Regions from separate parts of the Mus musculus genome. Here regions 1, 2, 3 and 5 are each linked to region 4. The links are chromatin loops, found by intact Hi-C in ENCODE. Cell type or tissue: heart. All regions are shown on one strand. Region 1 holds the start of Ncdn (neurochondrin). Region 2 holds the start of Sfpq (splicing factor proline/glutamine rich (polypyrimidine tract binding protein associated)). Region 3 has its middle 5.8 kb from the start of Sfpq. Region 4 holds the start of Zmym4 (zinc finger, MYM-type 4). Region 5 holds the start of Zmym6 (zinc finger, MYM-type 6).

The links. Hi-C counts contacts between places; a loop is a spot of excess contacts. Peaks named below come from ENCODE experiments on the same cell type or tissue, not always from the same donor. Only the 100,000 strongest peaks of a DNase experiment are listed, where the experiment ranks them.
Region 1: it touches region 4 in a loop (1.9-fold over the local background); 2 of 42 quality-filtered maps call a loop at or near these places.
Region 2: it touches region 4 in a loop (2.9-fold over the local background); 9 of 42 quality-filtered maps call a loop at or near these places.
Region 3: it touches region 4 in a loop (3.0-fold over the local background); 10 of 42 quality-filtered maps call a loop at or near these places.
Region 5: a loop joins it to region 4, with 5 times the contacts of the local background. A loop is called at or near these places in 4 of 42 quality-filtered maps.

Annotation. Positions count from the first base shown.
Region 1 is chr4:126,751,724-126,756,723 of GRCm38, reverse strand. It overlaps Ncdn (neurochondrin), which reads left to right and starts at 3,295. Exons shown (of 7, transcript NM_011986.4): 1 at 3,295-3,753; 2 at 4,643-4,783. The coding sequence starts at 3,721. AU040320 (expressed sequence AU040320) reads right to left here and starts at 2,954. Exons shown (of 21, transcript NM_133886.2): 1 at 2,729-2,954. In heart, a CTCF peak has its summit at 2,737; DNase peaks (open chromatin) are centred at 3,233, 4,243 and 4,643; H3K4me3 peaks cover 3,230 bases; H3K27ac peaks cover 2,932 bases.
Region 2 is chr4:127,020,060-127,025,059 of GRCm38, reverse strand. It overlaps Sfpq (splicing factor proline/glutamine rich (polypyrimidine tract binding protein associated)), which reads right to left and starts at 3,759. Exons shown (of 10, transcript NM_023603.3): 1 at 2,840-3,759; 2 at 2,056-2,244; 3 at 1,492-1,793; 4 at 1,291-1,386. The coding sequence starts at 3,643. In heart, CTCF peaks have their summits at 2,766 and 2,965; DNase peaks (open chromatin) are centred at 2,689 and 3,819; H3K4me3 peaks cover 4,510 bases; H3K27ac peaks cover 2,684 bases.
Region 3 is chr4:127,013,050-127,018,049 of GRCm38, reverse strand. No RefSeq gene overlaps it. Among named protein-coding and RNA genes, the nearest start is that of Sfpq, 5.8 kb to the left of the region's middle. In heart, a CTCF peak has its summit at 2,239; a DNase peak (open chromatin) is centred at 2,259; H3K4me3 peaks cover 405 bases.
Region 4 is chr4:126,965,288-126,970,287 of GRCm38, reverse strand. Zmym4 (zinc finger, MYM-type 4) reads left to right here and starts at 2,061. Exons shown (of 30, transcript NM_001114399.2): 1 at 2,061-2,472. The coding sequence starts at 2,434. In heart, no CTCF peak of the experiment used is centred here; a DNase peak (open chromatin) is centred at 2,047; H3K4me3 peaks cover 2,163 bases; H3K27ac peaks cover 1,655 bases.
Region 5 is chr4:127,075,019-127,080,018 of GRCm38, reverse strand. Zmym6 (zinc finger, MYM-type 6) reads right to left here and starts at 2,636. Exons shown (of 14, transcript NM_001285885.1): 1 at 1,473-2,636. The coding sequence starts at 1,562. In heart, a CTCF peak has its summit at 2,544; a DNase peak (open chromatin) is centred at 2,728; H3K4me3 peaks cover 1,766 bases; H3K27ac peaks cover 1,394 bases.

The DNA.
Region 1 (5,000 bases), 210 kb after region 4:
ATCAGCGTAACAACAGAGCAAGGATATATAAAGTGAATCTGCTGTTAAAGTGATTTTTGTATCCCATTGTTGTCTAAGCTAACGTCTGTGAGAGAACGGGAAAGAGCACCAACCTGGGAAGGCAGGTCTGATTTCCCCCTTCAGCTTCTACTAACTGCTCTGTGATTTTGACCAAAGTACTTCGTTATCTATGAAGAGGTTGGACTTCCTCTAACTAATTCTGATTATACTGCCCAGCCTTGCAGTATAGTTTTTCAAGGTGATTCTCTTTAGGCACAGCAAGCGCGTTGCCCTGTTTGCTCCCACCCCCACCATCCCTATCTTACAAATCTACCCAGGTCACACTTTCACATCAATTTACACTTTTACATTATCTGCCTGATCCAAGTCATTTGCAATTCCTGTCTTAAGTACTTGTATACTTCTCCCCATATGTTTGACTTAGGCACTGTGCTGGCTACTCTGTAATCTAGTGGCTGTAGGATGGAGGGGAGAAGAAAGAGGAACGATATATATATATATCAAGATGAGTTGTTGACAGGGTTCTAAGAAACAATTCAAAAATCTGTTGACTAGGCATGGTATCTCGTACCTGAAGTCCTAGCTACTTGGAAGGCTAAGGTAGAACTGTTTAAATCCAGGACTTCAAGGTCAGCCTAGAGAATATAATGAGACACTGTCTCAAAAAAAAAAAAAAAAAAATCTTGTGCTGGCAGTGGTGATGCATAACTCTAACCCCAGCACTGGGGAGGCAGAGACAGGCAGATCTCTGTGAGTTCAAGGCCCGCCTGGTCTACAGTTTCAGAACAGCTGGGGCTACAGAAAAACCCTGCCTCCAAACAAACACAATTAGAAATCTTCTGATGAAAGAAATGATAAATACGAAGCTGTCACCCACAGCTGGTAAATAGCACAGACTGGCAACCCTAACCCTCACTTCCAGCCAGCATACAAAAAGACCAGCATTGTCTGGAATGGATTTCAATGCCAATGCCAAGAAATGAAGAGGCAAACATAAAACTCCAAATTGAGGTAATGCCTTTCTCTGAGCCATAGGCACCGAATGGACTCTTATCTCTCTCACTCTCTTCTACCCTTTCCTAGTCTAGTTTTCCCGTAATTGTACATTAGGGCACATGGGTCAGAAAAGAGGTGTGTAGGCCACAAACACATTGAAAAGATCATGAGGTGTAGCCTAAGAAGCTATACTCGGAAACTTCGCTAGCCTCCCAGGATGGAGCTGAGAGAGTGTATGTGTGTGTGTTCGTGAGTGTGTTCTCGTTTCTGCCTACCACAAAAGGATTTAAAACTAAAGGTGACTCAACACCTGTCATCAATATCTTGGCACGTGGGTGGGAAAAGCAAAAAAGAAAGGAGAAGGCTTTGAAAACAGGAGTAATAAATACCATTGGACTAGCAAACTGGTTACAAGTGCATGGGAGAGGCAGAGCTAATCTCATTTGCACTCCTAGCCATTTACTCGGCTCAAACCTACAATTGCCTATGGGCACAAATCACTGCTAGGGTCCAGTTAAAGGCTTGCTGACCAGAGGCAGGAACGACAAAACACTGCTAAGACCCAAAATGTTTGTTATCAAATCAAAGGGTAGCAACCCAGGGAGAGAACACACACACCCCCACAATACTCGACAAATGAAAATCTAGAAAAGCTCCCGGTAGTTCTGGCATTTAGGGCGTTACAAGTACACCCGAAATAAAAGCACGCTGTTGCAGCAGCTGTTCAGATACAGCAGGGGGTAATGTTTACTTAATACTTCAGGTTGATGGGGAATGTATCATAGTTCAGTCTGTCAGCTACATACGTGGAACTCCATTTATATACACAGCGATAAGATATGTTTGAATAACGACAGAGCCGGTCTATTCAACGGGTGTGAGTAATCAAGAATAAAGCTTTAAGAAAGAAAGAAAGAAAGAAAGAAAGAAAAAAGTCCTAGATGTTTGAGAAAGTTACAGAACAGACTGCATGAATAGCTTTGCTTATATTTGCAAACACTGTTTTCCAAATAGCTGGAAAAATGAACAGATTGTTCTAGGAGGTCGTCTTTCCAATTTGTTCCTAGTTTCCAGTCTGTTAATCACAAGATAGCACAAGGAGAGTCAGCTAAGGAGCTTTAACAGCTTCTATTGTCAGTTGGGCACAACCACCGTGAGATGAGACCAGGCAAAGCATTCCTGGAACCCCGCCTGAGGTCTTCTACTTTGACTTCCTTCAGTTCGCTTTTTGTGCTCACTGCAGCCACCGCAGGACCCTCTAAGGGGCATAATTGTCAAAATTCTCAAGGAGGAAGGTTTTCGCCAACGAGCCCAGCCCCGCCCCCTTTATTCTGTATCAACTTTTTTTTTTCCCTTTTCTTTTCTTTTAATCTCGATGGGAAGATCATCAAACACCAGAGACAGCAACTCGGGACGAGGCTGCAGAGGTCGAGAGTATCATAAGGACCGCAGTGCCTCAGCCTGGTCTGCCCATATGTCAGGGAATAGAGGGAGCTGCCTGACCAGGCCTGAGTCCCAAAGCGGAGGGGTTCAGATTGGGACTCTGGCACCTGCAAGGCTAGAAGCAGCAGATTTGTCCTGTCCCAGCCAGGAGCGCCATCTCCGGGTCCCAACGCCGGACCAGCGTACCCGAGGCATCGCCCGTCCCGCCTCTGCCCCTCCCCTGAGCTCCTGGTCCTCGGCCTGGCAGTCAGCCGCCCCGGCCACCTACCGGGGCTCAGGGCCACATAGAGGGGTGCCGGCTCTCGGCGGCCTCCGCCTCCTCCCGATCCATGGGCTCGGGGACCCCCAACCTTCTCTCCCCTCACGCAGAGGAGGAAGAAGGAAGTGCTGGCTCCCCACCCGGACAGCTCCCTCTTGCCTCAGCCTCCCTGGACAGCGACCGCGGCCGGAAACGCCGCCTCCTTCCCACCTCCCGGGGCTCAACCCGGAAACATACTCTTCACGCTGAGCCAGTCCTCCTGCCCCCACCCTCCGGAAGCGCAATTCCAGCCGCGAGCCCAAAAGTGGGAGGAGGGGCGGCGCTGAGGGGAGAGCTACGCACAAGCGAGGACGTCCGGGCCCTCAGCCTTTGGCCGCGAGCCCTTGCGGGGCGGCCCGCACCTTTCCTCCTTAGCTCGAGCACTCAGGCCCCAGACTCGGGCAATTGCCCACAAGCAAGATGGCCGCACCGGAGGCGCCCCCCTACTGCTTAGCGCCCTGCTGTGCCATTGGTCAGAGTGCGGAGTGAGCCCAGCGCCGATTGGTCGAGAGCGATGCGGGGGTGGGGGTGGAGCTGTAGCAGCCTGGAGCCAAGAGTGGGCAACGCGGCGTGAGCAGCAGCCCCAGGCTCCCGGAGCATCGCGCCCGGAGAAAGACTTCGCCGCTCGGGGCCGCAGCCTGGTGAGCTCAGCCCCCTTCAAGCCCTCCCCTGCATCTCAGCCGGAGCCTCTCCGAACCGGCGCTGATCGATGCCGAGACTCCCCAGGGACCCTATCGCGACTCCATCGTGCCATATCTCGACATCACCGTACCCTGTCGAGACTCCATTTTGTCACAACCCCTTTCAGTATTTATCTATCTACCTATATATTTTTTTAAATTTGCCCTATCATATTTGGGGGCTGTCCCCTTCATGTCGTGATTTCGCTGTGATCTCTCCGTGACATCACCGCGCCATCGTGAAGTGTGATCTCATCGCTGCCCTGTCGTTCGACTTCATCAATGTCGTGTTGTGACCTGGCTGCGGCGGGACAGGTGGTGACCGCCAGGATCCCTTCTCCCCTTCTCATCTCTCCATCACTGCAGCCCCGCTTCGATTATCCGGCTTTTGGATTCTGTTATCCTGAGAGCCACCCGACCCCTCTTTCCTTCTCCAGCCAGTGCCGGCACCCACAGGCTGTTAGCGGGACGGACAGGGAGAGTACAGGGAGCACAAGGGGTTAATGTTGCTGCTGCTGCAGCAGCAGCTGCAGCTCCTGCTCTTGCAGCCTCTGCAGCCTCTGCAGCCTCTGCCCGAGGGAGGGAAAGAAGAGAAGGCAAGGAGGCTGCGGGGGCGATTAAGAGCCCTGGCTGGAGGGGTGGGTCCACAGGGGAGTCTTCAAAGCCTTCTCTGGAGAGCTTGCCTTCTCACTCCTGCTGAAGCCAGTCTACTTTCTCTGAAGAAGGGAGGGGAAAGGAACCCTAGAATGTCCTTTTCTTCCTTGTCGGCGTGAGTCCGGATAATCGAACTTGACCCGTGTCTGTCTGCATTCCTCCCTGTCTGTCCTCACCGCTCACTCCTCGTGTGCCTCCTGGAGAGAGATAAAACCCGGTGTCTGGTGCCAGGGGCTGCTGAGCAGTTGGGCCAGCTCCTTCCCACTTCTAGACTGGTGAGGAAAGCTGTCCAGCTGAGCAGCGGCATGCATGGTCCTCATATCCCACTTTTCTGGAGGTGACCTTGGACCAGGGTCCCTTCTTCATCCTAAAGAATTTGTAGGTCCAGCCTCTTAAAGGGGCTCCCCCAAGGGAGGTCAGTCATGAGGAAGCCACCCTTCCAAATCCACCCCCCCTCCCTCTGTGCTAATCCCTCCCTACATCCTCCACTTCCACCCCCGCCCCCGCCCCTCCTCTGCAGAGGGATGCTCAGTCCCTCTTGTGTTCACAGTTGGGCAAGGCGGGCATCATGGCCTCGGATTGTGAGCCAGCTCTGAACCAGGCAGAGAGCCGAAACCCCACCCTGGAGCGCTACCTGGGAGCCCTCCGTGAGGCCAAGAATGACAGCGAGCAGTTTGCAGCCCTGCTGCTAGTAAGGACCTGGAAGGTGGGAGGGCTGGTCAGGAGGGCCCCCAAAGAATGGGGTCAGCAAGTCTCCAGGGGTATCTAAGTGGTATTGGCAACCCGGAGGTACCAAAAAAGGCCTGAGACCTCTACCTTTGTACTCTGTTCTCTTGAGAATGGGGGAAGGGGAGAAGAGGGGTGAATAAGACTGTGGCATGGGACCACGGAGGAGGCTGCCTGGATTT
Region 2 (5,000 bases), 55 kb before region 4:
TACAACCATCTATAATGGAATCTGATGCCCTCTTCTGGTGTGTCTGAAGACAGCTACAGTGCATTCATATAAATAATAAATAACAAATAAAACTTAAAAAACTAGCAGGGCGCATGGTGGCACACGCCTTCGGATTTCTGAGTTTGAGGCCAGCCTGGTCTACAGAGTGAGTTCCAGGACAGCCAGGGCTATACAGAGAAACCCTGTCTCAAAACAAAAACAAAAACACACACACACACACAAAAACCACTTAAAAAAATAAATTGACATTGCTTAAAGAAAGGTCTGTCAACATTTCTTTACCTTTCACCCCACCCCAACCCTTTGCTTAAGCCTAATACCATCTTCTTTAAAATCCCTCACCCATTTTGAGATAAGGTCTCACCATGTAGCCCTGGAACTAGCCTCCTAGACAAATGTATTAACTCTAGAAATAGTAAGTTATGATATATAAAACAAAGCAAAAAGCCAGGAATGCATGGTGATGTATTTCTAGTCCGGTCTGGTCTACAGAGACCATGTGTCTAAAACTAAAGTTAGAGGGAAAAGCCCCCCCCCCCCAGGGCACACAGTGGTGGCACATGCCTTTAATTCCAGCACTGGGGAGGCAGAGGCCACCTACCTGGTCTATAGTTCTAGAATAGCCAGAACTAGGCAAAGAAACCCTGTGGGGGGTGGGGGTAGGATAGGGATAAATGAGCACAAAGAAAATGACAGAAGTAGGAAATGTAGGAAAGAGACACCATCTTCCCCCCTTTTCTATAGCAAATTCTTTATCCAGGCTCATTTTCCCCACCAATAACAAGTAGCTCTCATTTAACTTTAGCATTATCTGGATCATATGTGAATGTACTTTTTATCCAACAGCTTCAAGTTATGCCAGATATGGTGGCAACATCCTTATTATTTCCAGCATTCTGGGAAGCAGACAAAGGTGGGAACTTTAAAAAGCAAGTTCCAGGACAACCAGGGGGTTACAGAGAATCCTTGTTCTCAAAAAAGAAAAAATAAATAAGAAAATAGATGAGACAGAGATGTGTATTAAGCATATTCAAGAAACACTGTAAAATGTATTCATAACACTGGCATGATGGCTCACACCTATAATCCTGGCACTTGTGTGACAGAAGTCAGGAGACTGTCAAGAGTTTTAGTCAGCCTAGACAACAGAAAAATTCTAGACCAACCAGCCAAAACCCAGACTAAAAAGTTTCTAATGTTCTAAAAAGTTCTAAGCAAAATTAGAAATCACTAACTTCTCTTTTAGAGCACCAAAAAGCTTAGTCTTACTTTTGATACATTGGATTCTTCTGGGCCAGCTTTTCAGGAAGACCATCTTCGTCATCTAACTGTTCAAGTGGTTCCACAATGACTGGGCGAGGAGTCCTAGTAACAGAAATTATTCCTCATCTTAACTTCCAATTTTATTTCGACTATCCCTCAAAATTATTAAAAAAAAAAAAAAGAAAGCATGAACTAAAGACAACTTACGTTGTCAGTAGGAAAACACCTTCACTGCATCTTTCAAATGCTTTTCTTGCTGCTGGCTTGGAAGCAAACTCAACAATGCCTTTCCCTGTAGATCTTCCGCGATCATCCACAATTACAACAGCCCTTTCAATAGGACCAAACTGGCTAAAGGCCTCTTCCAAAAGTTCGTTGGAAACATAAGGAGAGAGATTTCGAACAGACAGGGCTGCAGCGTGTGTGGCAAATCGAACCCGAAGCTGTCTACCTCTCATGGGAGTATCATCAAGCTCAGCTTTGGCGATTTCAGCCAAGGCTCTAGATTCCTGCAAATATCAGAAATACTTTTAACAACTTCCAAACTGGCTAGTGCTCAATTTTTTAATAACCCTTCCCACTTCTACCGCTTAAGAGCTTTCTTCAAGCCTCCTCCCAACACCCCGAGGGCTAAAGGTCTGTCTTTGAGGTCCTGCCCCAATGCACACTATTCTGATTTCTATTGATGAAAAAAACTTAAAGGCTCGTTAATTCTTCCCATTTAAAAGCATGCCTAAAAACTTTCACAAAAGGGAAAAAAATTACACTCACAAGCTTAATGAACCCGAACCCTTTGCCTTTGTTGATAAAAACTTCTCCGGGTTCTCCGTATTTAGCAAACAGTCTTTTGAATTCATCCTCTGTGATATCAGCAGGTAGATTCCCCACAAACAACCGACAGCGCTGTGTGTAAGTTTTTTCTCCAGGCCTCCGCAAGAGAGACAAGTTGGCTTTAAATCCCTAATAAAGAAATCGGACGGAATTCATACACCAAAGCAGGAAAAGTCTAGTGGTCCCAAAGTAGGCCATCGTGCATTCGTTAACGATCTCCCTTTTTTCCCATGAGGGCTAGCAGGTTGAACCATATTTGGGGATCCAACAGGATCACTAACTCTAATCCATATGAAGCAGAGTATACAAAATGCTTTGAAACACATCGCCTCTTTATCAGCAAACGCCAATCAATACACCTCTGACGTCAACAAATAGCTCTAAATGCAGACTAGGAAGACAGCACCAAGTTGCCCTGTTTTCTCCCAAACAGAGGCCTCCGACGTGCACTAGTTGGGTCCCAAGGGACCGGACCGCTAGCCTCTAGCGGATTACCGCCAAGACGTGAGGATGCCCTCCCGCTGGAAGCCAATCCCTAGCGGCCTCCACAGCCCGCCGCGCGTCCGCCCCGCCTGCGCAAGCATGCGCAGGAGCGCTTCCGGCAGGGGACAAAATGGAGGCCCTCTAGGCTGCGGGCGGGGGGGAAGAGGAAAAAAAAACGCCGAGGGTAGGCAGGCGCCGCCATCTTAGGGAAACGGACGGCTTTGCTCGAGAACCCGCTCACCTCCGAGTCGGAGATCTTCTCCTCCGTGCGCGGTCCCGGTCCGCCGGGAGGGGGCCCCTGGTGGTGCTGCTGGTGGTAGGGCGCATGATGCTGCCGGCCCCCACGGGGCTCGCCGCCACCTCGGTGTGGTGGCTTCGGGTGGCCACCAGGAGCGCCCATGCCCGGGCCACCTCCAGGCTTAGGCCCACCGGGCATCTTGCCGCCTTTTGGACCGCCAGGGCCTGGCCCCGGCTTAGGCCCCGGCCCGGCGCCCCCGGCGGGCGGTGGCGGAGGGCCGCCGGTCTGTGGAGGGGTGGTCGAGACTCCGCTGCTCGGCGTCGATGGGGGAGGCGGTCCGGGGGCGGTGGAGGGGACGGCGGGCGGCGGAGTCGGGGTTGGACCAGGGCCCGGAGGGGCGCCGGTGGTCGGGGGGTTGGCGGGCGGAGCCGAGACCGCCGGCGGAGGCGCACTGCTCACCCCCGGCGCCGAGCCGGGGCCTTGGGGGACGACGGGCTTGGATTCCTGCGGCGGAGGCGGGGGCTGTTGATGGGGCGGCTGGTGCGGCGGCGGCTGCTGGTGCGGCGGCGGCTGCTGCGGCGGAGGCTGCTGCGGCGGCGGCTGCTGCTGCTGCTGGTGAGGAGGTGGAGGCGGGAGCGGCGGCTTCGGGCCGCCAGGGCCCGGGCCCATGGGGCCGCGGTTCTGGTTGAGGCCCATGCCCGGCGGCGGAGAGCGGAAGTCGTGAAGGCCGCCGCGGCCGCCACCTCCTCCACGCCGGTGAAAGCCTCCACCGCCGCCACCGCGACTCCGGAACCGATCCCGAGACATAGCTGTAGTCAAGGGGCGGTCGAGGCAGAAGCGGAGAAGTCGCTCAGGGAACGTGGTTGCCACCTTGCTGAGCACAAAATGGCGGACGACACAAGCTGCGCGCCGCCTTTGTCCTCTTCTTAAATAGGACAGTTCGGCCTGGCCCGCCTTCCCTAGATTGACAGCTCGGACAGCCAATAGCAAGTACAGTACTTGATGATGAAACCTAAGTTTTTCCAATTGGCTCCCTAGTGAGAGGCGGGAGGTAGGGAGGGCTGGGATTTCCATTTGACCAATAAACGGATAAGAAAGTGTCTATACGCCTTTGTGATTTGTTGGAAGAAATTTGAATGGGCATGCCCTGCAACTTTCGCGTGAAATTAAATATCCAGGGCCCTATCAGCTCCTGATAGCGCTGAAAGGCTATTTTCTTTCCTCTTATGAGTAGTCCGCTATTCTTGGCTAACATCTTCGCTGGGTTCAAGGTTATAAATTGAACTTGTGCTGTCTCTTATTCCTACGCCAATGAAGTTAGAGTCAATTTCACAGAGTTTAATCTCAACGGTTTTACTTTTATTGAAACCCTATCAAAGGCTAGCAGATTGGCAAACACGTGAGCCCAAAATTTGGGAGGAGGAGGCACTAGTAATCAGGACTGCAAGTTTATCTTTACATTATCAATTACATTGAGTTCAAAACCAGCTTGGGCTACATGAAACGTAATAAAATAAAAATAATAAAATAAAATAGAAGCCCCGGTTGTTTTGGCATATGCCTTTAATCCTAGCACTCTGGAAGCAGAAAGGACTCCAAGTTCAAAGCCAGCCTGGGCTGCATAGTAAATTCCAGGACAGCCAGGACTGCACAAAGAAACCCTGCCTCCAAAAAAATTAATGAATAAATAAAAGTAAAGATTTAAGAAAAAGGAAGCCGGGTGTGAGTTCCAGGACAGCCAGGGCTATACAGAGAAACCCTGTCTTGAAAAACCAAAAAAAAAAAAAAAAAAAAAAAAAAAAGGGAAAAAAAAAAACATTATTTCATAGCAACACGTTTGTTGTAATACTATAAAATTTGCCATTAGGTTTGAGTGAATGCAGTCTTTGTCCAAGAGGGAAAAGTATGGAGAGAGCTGAGGACACAGCCTTTGGGGTTCTGGCTTGTGTGACATGCAGAAGACTCACTTTATTCTCCAGCAGAAGGGTAAATGAGGTAGATGTGACTCCATGTGTGTGTACAGTAACAATTTACAAGCACAAATCATGGGAGAGGAAATTGTTTTTGATTTTGTTCAAGACGGGGTTACTCTGCATAGCCCTGGCTGTCCTAGAACTACTTCTGTAGACCAGACTGGCCTCAAACTCAGCCCTCCACCTGCCTC
Region 3 (5,000 bases), 48 kb before region 4:
ATCCAGTGAAACTGTGTCTGAAAAACAAAAGACAAAAAAAACAAAACAAAACAAAACAACAAAAACCAAAAAGCCCAGCATGGTGGCTCACACCTTTGCTCCCAGCTTTTGGGAGTGGATGCAAGAAGATGGGAAGTTTAAGGTCATACTCAGGTACATAATGTGCTCAAGAGCAAGCTGGGCTATCTGAGATCCCCTCTCAAAAACTAAAAATCTGTATTCTATAGAATCAAAACCATTTGGATTAGATTATGCCGGCCCCTTAGGTCTCACCAAGGCTGGGTGACTCTGCAGAATAAGAGACAAAGTCATTGGAAAGCAGATTAGACCTGGCTTCATTCAACATTACTACCAGCTGTTGGGTATTGGTGCGTTTCCATTAAGCCCTGCCTTATGAGAGAAGAAAGGCAGTGGGTACAGTGACGTTTTAGAGATGTCTAGCCTTGTATTCCAGAAGCACAGCGTCAGAGACTAGGACCACCAGCCTGTAAGGATGGTAAGGACAGTTGCTGCAGCAGCAGGATCACGGGCCCTCTCAGTCCCATCGAGGCACCCAAACAGTTTGTGGGTTTTTAGCAGCCAAGCCTGCCCTGTACTACGTTAGATAACTTCCTCCCTTGAGACGCTCAGGATTTTCCGCCTCCCTGCTTTTCCTGCTACTGCCCCACTCCTCCAGACGTTCCAAATATTGTACACGAACATGCGGCACCAAAGGAAGAGTGGACACAGCAGTGTGTCGTAGCCGCCAGCCTCGGGCCTTGGCCTCCCAAGGCATGTCACCAACTTGTATTTAGTTTTGTTTTGGTTTGGTTTTTTGTTTTGTTTTGTTTGTTTTGTTTGGTTTTTGGTTTTTCGAGACAGGGTTTCTCTGTATAGCCCTGGCTGTCCTGGAACTCACTTTGTAGACCAGGCTGGCCTCGAACTCAGAAATCTGCCTGGCTCTGCCTCCTGAGTGAAGGAACTAAAGGTGTGCGCCACCACGCCCAGCTGGTTGTATTTAGTTCTTACAATAATCGCTCACATTAACAGTTTAGAAACAGCGCTAAAATGTGTACATACCATGAGGGCAGTATCCCTGTGTGTGTGTGTGTGTGTGTGTGTGTGTGTGTGTGTGTGTGTGTGTGTGTGTGTGTTTGTGTTTGTGTGTCCGTGCGCACGCACGTGCGTATTCTCCCACATGTGTATGTTTAATTATATACTTGTATACATGTGTGCATGCGCCACAGAATGCTTACGGAGGTCAGGGACAACTCGTGGGAGTCAATTCTCTTCTTCCACCACATGGGTTCTGGGGAAACTAACCAACCGCACTGGGTCAGACTTCATAGCAAGCACCCCAATTATTTTGTTTTTAAAACAAAAGTTTCACTCTGCCACCCAGGTTGGCCTTTAATCCTTGGCAATCCTTTCTGCCTCGGTCTCTTGAGTGCTAGGATTATGGGTCTGAGCCAATTGTACCCACTCTGAACTTCTCTTAACCAGCACAGCACAGGGCCCCGTGGTAACACCCTCAGAATGTACTGGAAGGAGTGAGTCCATTGACTTTGTTTTTTGAACCATTGAAGAATATCTCAAGATATCAATTATTAACTTCAGATATTAAACACAGCTCAAGCTGGAGTGTGGTGGCAAACGTCTTTAATCCCAGCACTCAGGAGGCAGGTAAGATAGAGGCCAGCCTGGTCTATAGAGCAAGTTGCAGGACAGCTGGGCAACACAGAGAAATCCTGTCTCAAAAAACAATAAATAAGTAAATAAATATATGACTCAGTTTTGAAATGTGTAGTAAATTAATGAGTTTGAGTGGCATATAGAACAATTTTCACCTTGTAGCAAACGCAGGTGATCTTACCATTCAAACGTTGTAATTACAATACATGAAAGTTATAATTATCCTCTGGTTTGAGTTTTATGAGGCCTAAAAGGATAGGAAGGGATATAATATGCCTGATGGAACACAATTTTGCTTCCTAATAAATATTAACTAACTGAATTTGCATCTTCAACTGAGCCCGCAGGGCTTGTGAGACCATCGCATCGGTCCGCGCATGTCAATTTAACTTTGCAGGTCTCTCAGCCTTCCTCAGGCCTTTCAGATGTATCGCCATGCGTCTCTGAAGTTTCATTCTTTCCTGAGATTACTTTGTTTGGGAACAAAAACGGGCACCTAACGTTCCAACTTCACCATGTTGCACTACTGGTCAGGAAGTGAGTCCAACAGGGGGCCCAACTAGCAAACTGTAACGGTGCAGTGAAGATCCTCACCACTAGGTGTCTCAGCGGCCGTATGACTTTCTCCATCCCCTTGGCGGGTCAGCTAGCTGTGCACACTCCATTACTCCATTGTCATTGAGACTCTGTTATTCGTCGCGTTCTCACGACCGGCCAGGAAGAACACCACAGACCAGAATCTTCTGCGGCAAAGCTTTATTGCTTACATCTTATGGGGCCAGAGTGTAAGAAGCAAGAGAGAGCAAGAAGCAAGAGAGCGAGAAAAACGAAACCCCTTTCCTCTTTAAAGAGAACAACAATTGCCTAGGACGCATCACTCCCTGATTGGCTGCAGCCCATGGCCGAGCTGACGTTCACGGGAAAAACAGAGTACAAGTAGTCGTAAATACCCTTGGCTCATGCGCAGATTATTTGTTTACCAACTTAGAACACAGGATGTCAGCGCCATCTTGTGACGGCGAATGTGGGGGCGGCTTCCCACAGTTCCCCCTTTTCTATTAATAAGAGCAAATAGGCCACCCATATTAATGAGAGTGGAGATAGAGGTCAAATCCCCAGTGTGTAGGTAAAGGAACCATGTACAGGATTAGCTCTTAGGCTCACAGGCTTTTACCCAGAGCAACCCTGACCTGCTCCCGTGTCGTTTTGCCTGGGGGAAGGGAACTAGGACACTGAACCTTCATGAAAGATGACATGTCTCCCTAGAATAGGCTCATATGTGCCGCAGAGCCCTTCTACTGCAGTGCTTAGCCTTGCAACTCTCTCGGGCTGCTGAAGCACACTCACTCTATCTCGTGCAATGAGACTAGCCTCGTGAGATATAAGAGCTGAGTGGCCAGCGACCTATTGCCTAAGCATAGATATATCAGGGGAAGCTCCATGTTCTAGTCCTGCAAGCGCCTGGGCAATAACCACCTTGTCTCTCCTAGTTTGGGCCTTAAGCTTACAGACCAATCAAAGAAGCAACACTAATCCACAGCAAAGTGTATCTCCAAATAATATTAATCCCACCCAATTTTTTAAAGAAAGAAAATGCTGAGGAGATCCAATTGGGTAATCTTTTGGTCAGCGACAGGTCCAAGCGCGTGGAGTTGACCTGAAGTCTCAATTCTCGAAGGATCTATTCAAATTCAGCCATCCAATTCTGTAACATATACTGAAAAAGACTTTTTGACAAATTAGCTGTCCTAGTAAATTTAACATACTGAATGGAAATAACACACAATCCCGGAAACTTTTGTTCACATCCCTGCTGAGTTATTTGTCATAATACATCTAGTTGTATCTGGACAAGATCTATGAGTTGATTAACCAGCATGAGACCTCTCTGTATCTTGACATTAGCTGAGGCCTGTTCATCTATGACTGTAGTCACTGAGGCTGACAAAGTGTTAATGGTGTCAGTCATCTGGACCTGTCCAGACAGAACCAAGGCTGTCTGAATTAAGGCCAAACCCAGTTCCCAGTTAGTGGTAAAAAAAAAACAGGAGAATACTTGAGCATTATACATCACCGTCATTGGGAGTGGAAATGTCGACATTATCCCCCAACGCTGCTCTCTCTTTATTATTGACGCCCTGGACATCACCAAGACGAGGGACATTAGTATTCCCTTGGTCAGTCTGGATTTTTCGGGTGAGTCTTTCTGGTACCCAAAATGGGTTGTCTTCATTCTGTGGGAAAACACAGATAGCTCCCCTGGATCTTATCAAGATAGGATCCGGGCCATACCATTTATTATCAAGGACATTTTTCCATTTAACCATCTCATTGGGCCTATCTGGCTCTGAACAATGACGTTCAGCCGCAGTATGGCCATGAGCATCAATATTTAAAAAATTGAGTGTAAAGAGTGCCAAAGACACCGACACTCTTGGTGCTCGGGGTACAGTCTCCTCAAAAGTTCCCCTCTTCTGTTTTATAAGATAGGCTTTGAGGGTGCGATGCGCACGCTCAACAATACCCTGTCCTTGAGGGTTGTATGGAAGTCCAGTCAGGTGGGTTACGTCCATCTGACGGCAGAACTGTTGGAATTTTTGAGACGTATAAGCTGGTCCATTATCAGTCTTAAGGAGTCTGGGTTTCCCCCAAGCACTCCATGCCTCAAGACAATGTTGAATCACATGTGAGGCTTTTTCTCCAGTTAACGGAGAAGCAAACATGATGCCAGAACATGTGTCAATGGACACATGGAGATATTGAAGTTTTCCAAAGGAAGAAACATGTGTAACATCCATTTGCCAGACCTGTAGAGGTCGAATACCGCGTGGGTTAATTCCCACATGAGGAACTGGCAAGAACTCACAGCAGCTTTGACATTGAGTAACAATGTCACGGGCTTCTTTTCTTGTCAAGGAGAAACGACTGCGTAATGTTTCAGCCGTCACATGAAAATTGTTATGAAAATTTCTTGCAGCCTCTACCGGGGATGATAGGGCAGCAGCCACCACTTTAGTGGCCTTATCTGCCAAATCATTTCCCAGAGCCATGGGGCCAGGTAGGCCTGAATGGGCTCTAACATGAGTAATATAAACAGGAGATCTTCTAGATAACAAAACTAATTGTATCTGCTGAAAAATATTGGCAACTCTACTGGAAGGCTTAATCACTCCAGCCACTTCTAAAAGATTTACTGCATTAACCACATAATAGGAATCTGACACAATATTAAGGGGTTTTAAAAAGGTTTTTAAAACTTCTAAGACCACTAAACATTCTACCACTTGAGGTGAATTTTCATTATATTGTTTGGATACCACTTTACCATT
Region 4 (5,000 bases):
TCTCATTGGGAGAATGCTTTCTTAGCATTGTGAGGGAGGTCCCTAGCACTGCAGAAGAAAATATAGTGTAGTCGAACTAAACAATGCACTTAAACCATTAAAAAAAAAAAAAGCCTGGCATTTTTCTAATGATAGGAGGATGCATGAGTAGAAGAAGAGAGGACATGGCTGAAGCTGGGGTCCCCACTTTCAGTTGAATATCAGAAGTTTCACTTTTCCTGATTTTTTAAAAAAGATTTATTTATTATATGTAAGTAAGTACACTGTAGCTGTCTTCAGACACTAGAAGAGGGCATCAGATCCCATTACAGATGGTTATGAGCCACCATGTGGTTGCTGGGAATCGAATTCAGGGCCTCTGGAAGCGCAGTAAGTGCTCTTAGCCGCTGAGCCGTCTCTCCAGCCCCTGATTTTTTTCCCCTTTTCTTACTTTAGACAATCTATGCAGACCAGGCTGGTATCTATTTTCAACTGTTCCCTTCAGAAGTTCCACTTTTAAGCTGTTGGATTTTATTAGAAGGGAGTAGTCTACAGCCCATAAAAAGGTGGAAACCATCCAGTCTTATATTTAACTACAATCCCTGAAAACATATTTTCTTAACCTTTCTATTTGTTTTTTGCTTTGGACATGTAAGGAAAGAGTCTAGGATATGAAAAAAAAAACATTATCTGGCAGAAGTGAACATGTTTCTTTTTGTTCTACCCATAAGTGAAACAAAAGATAACAGGCCCAAGGGAGAATCAAGGACCAGCATGGAAACTTTCAGCCATTTCAGTGTTCAGCCAATGTTCCTGGGTTCAAAGAGCTACTGACTTACACACAGAAGTACAGCTGTAGAGCAACTTTCACCCTGTGAGCAGAGGAGCTCTGGGTCCCCTTGTATTGCCATGGAGAATAACAACTCTTCAGAGACTTAAACATTTTTTTTAATTAGTTCTTTGGGGATTTCCTAGTATACCAGCAGTCCAAGCACTTGGTCAAGGCAGGAAGACCAGCAGTTTCAGGCCACTCTGGGTTACATAGCAACCTAGCTCCAACCAACCCAACTCCAACCAATCCAACTCCAACCAACCCAACTCCAACCAACCTAAACTAATTTCCTTGTATTTTTTACTATATGTCTGTCTGTTGTGCCTATGTCTTCATTAAGAATCCAAGAGGGGACTTCAGCTCTCATTATCTTTGGCTTCGTTGTGCTTCAGGGAAGATAGTGCCTACCCTTGGATTTCCTGCCTTGACAGTTCAAGCTCCTATTCTTTAAGTCAGACCCTCAAATTCCTTCAGTGGAGGCAAATGATGGCACACAGCAGTTGCAGGTCATCACCATGAAACTTCTCAGGAGAGCAGCCATGTTCTTGAACTATCAAGACTCTTGACATTTTATGTTCTTTTGCCTTGACGACAGTTTTGTGTGTTCAGAATCCTGGAGGAATGCAATTCCAGACTGTGTTCTAGCTCCTCACCAGCCACTCGATATCTTGAGGTAAATTAATTTATTTCAAATGACCATACTGGCAATGTTAACTTTGAAAGCAATGGAGTAGATGGTTTCTAAGATCCTTTTTCATTTTAGTATTCTAATGGCAAGCAGGTATTGAGGAAATTGTCTTCAGTTATTGGTTCTGCCTTCAACACTACCAGTGGATCTGGTTTTAAGGTTGGAAGTTGTTCCTTGAGAGTCGACGCCCTTTACTTGACAAGCTGTTGGTTTCTCCTTCAGATAACAGTCTTGTTTTCTTCTTGGTTGGGATTCTTCATGTTCATAGGGTCACTGAGAACTTTGGCTCATCAGGGTTCTCTCCTTTTGGCAATATCTCTGTAGTCAGGTGTAGGGTGGTGATGTGAACCCCTCACTGACATTTCACCAGATAGTCCTTCCATTAAGATCTTTCATTCTGACATCATCCCTTCGTCATGGTCCCTTTAAGGGAGCGGCCATAGTTGAGTGGTGGGAGCAGCTGCTGGCAGCAAAGAGACTAACAGGATTAGGCCTAGCCTGGGCCACTCACCGCGCACGCTCAGGACCGGGGGCTTGGTGGGAAAGGGAGGAGGGGCTTGTGGCGCGCCTGCGCATCAGGGGCGCGCGCAAGGGGCTGGTTTGGAGATCCCTTTAAGAAAACCACTGGCGGAGGAATTTCTCTGAGAGAAAATAATCCTCCTCACGGGGCCCCTTGGAGGCCATTAACCCCCCGAGTCCCGGCCCCCCTGCCCCGGCAGGCCCTTGCGCCCACGCGCCCGCCCGTGGGACCCCAGGAGCTGCGGCTAAGCGCGCGGGCCTCCGCCCCCCTCGTCACTCCCGCGCCAGGCCCGGCGGGGGCCGAGGGGGACCGAACCGCAGCGGGTGAAGCGCCGGTGTCTGCAGTGTGGGCGGGGGCCGAGAGGGGCCGCGGCCGCCGCGCCGGGAGCCGCCGCGGTTCCGAGCGGGGCCCAACATGGCGGAGCGGGAGGTGGAGACCGGCCCCCGAAAGAGGGTAGGTGAGGTGAGGCCGCGGGCCGTCTGCGGGCTGCGGGCTGCGGGCAGGCGGGCGGGCGGGCGGGCGGGGGGCGGGGCGCGGCCGGCCCCGAGCAGCCCGGAGCTCACGGGTGGCGCGGTGGTCGACGGCCGGAGGGAGGGGCGGCCCGAGGCGGCACCGGGGTCCCCTCGGCAGGTGGGACAAAGCTCGGTGGCCGGCGGGGAGGGGGAGGGGCGGGGGCCGTGGTCCGCTTGGCTCCCCTCCCTTTGCCGGCGTGTGGGTGGTGGTGCGTATTCGGGGGGGGGGGGAGCCTGGGAGACGCAAGGTGTCAGACTCCGCTTCTGCATCCTCGAGGAAAAGGGAGTCTATGGAAGTTTCTCTGGGGAGAGGTCAGGTGGGGGTAGAGGTGGCGGGAAGAAGTCGTGGAGGATTGGTCGTTTCCTGAGGAGTAACCGGGAGGGTGCTGCGGGAACCCCGGAGCCAATTCATCTTCCTGCCTCCACTCCCCTCCCCCTTGACCGTTATCAAGCCCCAAAGTGGACATGGTGCTCTCTTCACCTTAGAAGAAGTGGGGTTGTCGTCTTGAAGTTGGGGGAATGTGTTCTGATAGCCACGGATGTGTTATAGTCTAGCATTCTTTACCTGCAGTTAGTAACGTGGAAGAGTGACAAGTTTTGTCCTTAGGATGTACCCAGCCAGCCTTGCCTGCCCTAGGTAAAGCCTTGTCTACACAGGAGTTGTAAGCCGTTTAAAAGTTTGTCTTGAAACTTTTTTTATTTTTAATTTAGTTGTGATTCATTTTCTTCAGATGGAGAACAATACTATCCACTGAGTAATGTTTTTCAAGGCTTTTTTTTTAAACTTCCCCTCACCCAGCATGTTAAGCATCAAGTTTGTTAAGTTTCCTATCAGGAGTTTTCCTTTTGGAAATGGTCTCCAAATGATGAGTTAGTTGTTAAACCAAGCTGCTTAAAACATGAATCTTAACCAAAAATGCTTTTTCATTCAGCATAAATGTCTATTCAAAGATGCATACTGTTAACATCCTGAGTGCTGACTGTGTGCCTGACATTGCACGAAGTGCTTTGTGAAGAGTTCAACCTCACAGTAACTATGCAGCCCATTTGTGGCTGAAATGTAGATTTATTTCCTATCTTACATAATTAAGTTTGCAAAGTCCAGAGTTTTGATCCGAGATTTGAAAACAGGTTTGCAAATGCTTGTGTTGGTTGCATTTAAGGTTTTTTTTTTTTTTTAATTCTTCTAGTCCTGTCATTGGATCCTGGGCCTTAACATCTGATAGACAAGCCTATACCACTGAGGTAGACTCCTAGCCTGAGGAGTTTCTCTTTTTAAAAATGTAAATGATGTTTCTAACAGGTCATTAGAAAACTTTATAACCATCAATAAAAGTAAAAATACAGTTTAGATTCAGGGTGCTACTGCATTCCCAAACCCCTAGATTCTACTATTGACAGTTTTCCCAGATTCTTGTTTACCAAACCTAGTTATTTCATCAAGCCATCTCTTTACCCAGTCATTCATTAGTCTTTTTTTTTTTTTTAAGATTTATTTATTTATTATATGTAAGTATACTGTAGCTGTCTTCAGACACTCCAGGAGAAGGAGTCAGATCTCTTTACAGATGGTTGTGAGCCACCATGTGGTTGCTGGGATTTGAACTCTGGACCTTCGGAAGAGGAGTCGGGTGCTCTTACCCACTGAGCCATCTCACCAGCCCCCATTAGTCTTTTAAGTACACTGCATTTTAGCATTTTTAATAATTAAAATGTAATGTTGGTTGTCTTAGGTTTGCAAAATGTTGGGCTCTCTTCATATATTTATCATTGAACAGGTTAAGCTGTATTAATATAATGTATGTTCAAACAGGTCATTTACAATAAGTACTGATATAGAATGCATATGTTTTGAAATTCTGAATTGTTTTCTAATTTCTGATTAGTAGTAAACTATCTTCATTATCTTGAGTGAATGCATGTGATATGTGTGGTCTACTAATTTAACTATAAAGGATAGATTATAGTGTAAATTCAGAGATATGCAGTTACTAGTGATATCATTTGCTTTATAGAGTATCTTAGGAAAATTAGACTGTTTAAGTATATTCTTTCTCATGTATGTAAATATTACATTTAGCAGGTGGAAAAGGGATTGCAGGGAATTTTTTTTTTTTGAGACAGGGTTTCTCTGTATAGCTCTGGCTGTCCTGGAACTCACTCTGTAGACTAGGCTGGCCTCGAACTCAGAAATCCGCTTGCTTCTGCCTCCCAAATGCTGGGATTAAAGGCGTGTCCCACCACTGCCCAGCTAGTACAGTTTTCTTTTTCTTTTTTCTTAAAAATTTTTTTTTTTTTTTTTTTTTGAAACTGTCTCATGTAGCCCAGGCTGGCCTTGAAATAGCTTTGTATCCACGGTTTACCTTGAACTCCTGACTCCTGCTTCCACTTTTTTTTTTTTAATGTTTATTTATTTATTATATGTAACTACACTGTAGTGTATCTTCAGACACTCCAGAAGAGAGCATC
Region 5 (5,000 bases), 110 kb before region 4:
GTTAAAGAAAAAAATTATTGCCAAAATAAATGACTCTCTACTCCACAGATTATTTTTGTTTCTAATCTATCTTTAGGGAATAGCCAGAATGATCTTTCCAGATTGTTCTGTTTCATATTACTGTCCCTGCAATGAAAACTTGGCATGGAGGCCCACACCAGTAATTTCAGCACTTGAGAAGCAAAGGCAAGAGGATCAGAAGTTTAAGGTCACCCTGAGCTACTCAGTAAATCTAAGGACAGCCTGGGTTACATGAGACTGTCTCAAAACACACTAACCCTATAATGTCCATTGCTCTTAAAATCAAAATCAAAATTCGTAAGTTTCTGATCTGCTGAATCTTCTTGACTCAAGCTACATATGGAAGGGCATGTTTTCTGAAATCTTACTATCTACGTTTGAACCCTATCTAATGTTTACTAACTGATCCATACACATGCTTAGCTTTTTTGAGTTCTGGCATCCTCATGTGTAAAATAATAGTATCAGAGATGTGAGCGAGATAATGGCACACTCTCAGGCATGCAATGATATTAATAATCACATTAATGCCACATTCTACTATACGATACATATTACACATTACACCATCTATTAGTGTCCCTAATCATCATTACCATTTCTATATTTTTTAAAGACTTATTTATGTACTTGAGTACAGTGCTGCTCACTTCAGACACACCAGAAGAGGGCTTCAGATCCCATTAAAGATGGTTGTCATCCACCATGTCGATTTACTGTAGAGGATTGAACTCAGGACCTCTGGAAGAGAAGCCAGTGCTCTTAACCACTGAGCCATCTCTCCAGCCACTATATTTGTTTCTTTAACAAAAACAAATATCACACTTACCATGACCTTTTCTCATCTAAAGCACTAAAAACCTGATTAACGCACTGTCTAAGCCCTTTTCATCTTGCTTTAAGAGAAAACCACGCAGCAGGGTCATTTAGAAGGAAAGGAAATTTTCTCATAGCTCTGGAGGTTGTGAATTCCAAGACAAGGGGGCTGCATTTAGTCAAGTCTTCTAGTCACATTACAATGTAGCAAAGGGTAGGAGAGTGCCCAAGAAAGAACAAGACAGCAAGCAAAATGCCCAACTGGCTTTTAAAACCAAGCCACTCCTGGTAATGACAGAGCCTGTACTTGGATCTTTACCTCTCAGGGTCACCCTCCAGCAATCACGCTGAAGCAGGAGTAAGTTTCCAATGAATAAAGTTTGGAGGCTCCATTCATTTTGGACTAGCACTGACAATTGCGCACTCACAGCACTGGGAATATACTCTACTACTTAATCGTATATCCCCCAGCCTCCATAGGACTCACCTAACGCATGAAAAAAATTAATCAGTTGGGTTGTATCAACGTATAAACCAGCAACCATTGAGTACCATTCATTTCCAATTCTCCGGAATAATACCAATTCTAACGCTAATAATTTTTAGTATTTTGAAAGTCAAAAGAAAATGCTTACATGAGCATCATCAGGTTCTTCTTTAATTCTGTCCAGAAGCCCTTGTTGTGCCATTGCTTTGTCACATCCACCATCCAAAGGTTCTTTCATTCTAAGTGCTTATGCCGAGTTCTTATCCCATCTAAAACTAAGATGACGCCTAAAACATAATATAAAGGATTGGTACTTGGGTTTTGTTTTCCTTCATACTAACATGTTAATAGCTTCAGGATCGAGCATTTGAGCAACACCCTTCTGGGACTAGGACTAACTGTTCTTTTTGCTCCTGGATTAGCTACCTTCCAATGAGAAAAGTCTTAGACAAGCACTATGGTCTTCACTATATTGGAGGTTGTTGCGATACAGACTGGCTGAACACGCCACAGGAGGACCCTAGCAAGTGGACAGCTGGACTCAGTACTTAATTTCTGATTGTGTGGACACTGACATGTGACTCATGTCTGCTCCAAGTGAGGCCTCACCTTTGCCTCTACCTCAGCCTGCACTAACAATAAGAACCGATTTCTCATCCTAAAGCCACTTCAGAGCCTCAGACGTCATCACAACTAGAACGCTAGGTTCCCATTTAGAGGTGGGCCAACTGGTCATTCTGGAGGCAACTCCCCCTAACGTCTTCCTATAAACCAGTGATTCTCAACATTCATAAACTCGGTTAATGTGGCGACCCCCAACTATAAAATTATTTCGTGGCTCCGTCATAACTGTAATTTTGCTAATTGCGAATTGTAATGTAAATATTTGATATGCGACCCTGTGAGGGTTGAGAATGGCTGCTAGAAACCCCTGTCTGGGCTCTCTTCAGATTCCCAAACGGTAGTACAAATGTAAGCCAAGCTATAAAGGAAACCCTCGCAAAAGGCCTGTCATCAATTCCAGCCAGCCATAGAAACAACAGGTTTTTTAAAACCCTGTTGCGAAGCCGGGTCGAGAACTTTCCACCACTTGCCACAGTTGTAACACTCTACAGGCGCGTATCCCTCCTCTGAATGTCGCAAGCTCTCCGGCGTTCCCGTTCGCAACCAGAATTCCCCAGCCTGTCCCCCAAAGGCCAGAGGAGGAACTCAGTCTCCAACGGAGCGCGCGAGCCGCCAACTGCAGCGAGCCTGAGGATGCTACGGCACCACCGCGGCGCAGCCCGCCGCCGGTCACGTGATGAGCTGCCACTCCGCCCCCGCCAGAAGGGGACGGTCCTGTCACGTGAGGTTACCCAGAACTTCCTGCGGCGCCTAGTCACGTGGAGGGCCACGCCCCGTTTGGGCACGTGGTACGTTGCCCCCTCACAAGCCCACAGGCCTGAGCGGCTTTCTCTAGCCCGGTAGGACACCCGCCTCCAATGAGACGCCAGTCGGAGAATGCACAAAAGCATTCAAGGTCTCAGGTGGGGACCATGACAAATTACTTTACTGGAATCGCCTGAGGAATGGCAACGCAACGCCTTGACAACTGCGCGTGCGCACTCCTATTTATGCGCTAGACCTGAGGTAATTGGACGTTCCCGGCCTTCATTCCCGCCCTCTATTCCCATCATGCCCTAGACCTAGCCGTCCCAGCATTCTCACTTCCGATATGATTGACTTCTTAAAGAGACAGGGCTGTGGAAAAAAAAAACTGGAGGGCTGTAGAGTTGGCCCAGTGGTTAAGAGCACTGACTGCTCTTCCAGAGGTCCTGAGTTCAATTCCCAGCAACCACATGGTGGCTCACAACCATCTGTAATGGAATCCAATACCCTCATCTGGTGTGTCTAAAGACAGCTACAGTGTACTCATATACATAAAATAAATAAAATCTTTAAAAAAAGAAAAGAAAAAGCTGGAAGGAGAAATGGAGGAATGTCAAAGCTCAGAAGTGTTAGATGGAGCTGTATATGCCCTTCTCCATTTTTTAATGTGCATCACAGTTGAGGAACATAGGAGAAAGATGACTAGCGCTCAACCATCTTTCTCTTTTTTGGCCTATAGTCAGGACAAAGTCTCATAGCTCAATAAACCAAGAAAATCCCTCACAGACAAACTCAGATACCTGTCCCCAAGTTGATTCTAAATCCCATCAATTTAATAAGATTAATCATCACATGTGAACCTGAACCCCACTGGAGCTGGACTCCAGCACTTAAGGGGCAAAGATCTAAAATGAGAGAAGGCTGAGCACGAAAGATACTAAAGGGCATGGGAACAGGAGGATTCTGATTTGAGGAGAAGGGTCAACCAAAACAAAATTGTGTGAAAACACCAGAGGAAATCTACCCATACATGGTATTATAAATTATAATCAAATATTAGAGACAGTACACATAGTTTCTATTTAAAATGTATGTTTTTGTTTTCTATTATTTGATAATTTTATGCATGCATATGTGCTTTGATCAAATCCCTTCCCCTGTCCCCTGCCATTCACTCTGCCTTTTCAAACCCACTTGGTCCACTTAGTGATGTCTGCATGTGCATGGGCTTATCTTCTGCAGCATGGGTGTCATCTCATGTCCCATATCCCTGAAGAAAATGGACTAAATATCAAAGCGTTATTGCCGGGCATGGTGGTGCAAGCCTTTAATCCCAGCACTTGGGAGGCAGAGGCAGGCAAATTTCTGAGTTCGAGGCCAGCCTGGTCTACAGAATGAGTTCCAGGTCAGCCAGGGCTACACAGAGAAACCCTGCCTTGAAAAACCAAGTATATATATATATATGTGTGTGTGTGTGTGTGTGTGTGTGTGTGTGTATAATGTTACTAAATTCATGTTTTAAAAATATCTTCTCTGTATGATTGATGAGGTTTGGTTTTTTTTTTTTTTTTTTTTTTTTTTTTTTTTTGGTTTTTCGAGACAGGGTTTCTCTGTATAGCCCTGGCTGTCCTGGAACTCACTTTGTAGACCAGGCTGGCCTCGAACTCAGAAATCCACCTGCCTCTGCCTCTGCCTCCCGAGTGCTGGGATTAAAGGCATGCGCCACCACACCCGGGTTTTGGTTTGGTTTTTTGAGACATGGTTATACTGTGTAGCCCTGCTGTCCTAGAACTCACTCTGTAGTCAGTTGGCATTCACCTGCCTTTACCTCTCAAGTGCTGGGAATAAAGACATGTATCATCACGGCCTGACTGATTGAGTTTTTCTAAAATAAAACATTTGCTTTAAAACCGGTTCAAATTTTTAAACCTCTGAACTGAGGTGGTGAGTGCCTGCAATCTCAGCACTCAGAAGACAGCAGGGCTATCCTTAGCTAAATAACAAGTCTGAAGGCAGCTTGAACTACATGAAATGCTATGATGAAAAAAATCCATGAGTCTTCAGTTTTCTACCTACAGAAAGAAGCTGGCAAAGACTAGTAGAGGAGCTAGAGAGATGGCTCAGCAATTAAGAGCATTTATTCTTGCAGAAGACCTGGGATCTGTTACCAGGACCAACATGGCAGCTTTCAAGCACCTGTAACTCCCGTTTCTGGGGACACAGTGCCCTCTTCTGACATCTGAGGGCAACAGACACACACATGGTACACAGATAAACTTGCAGACAGAAGATTCATAAACTTAAAATT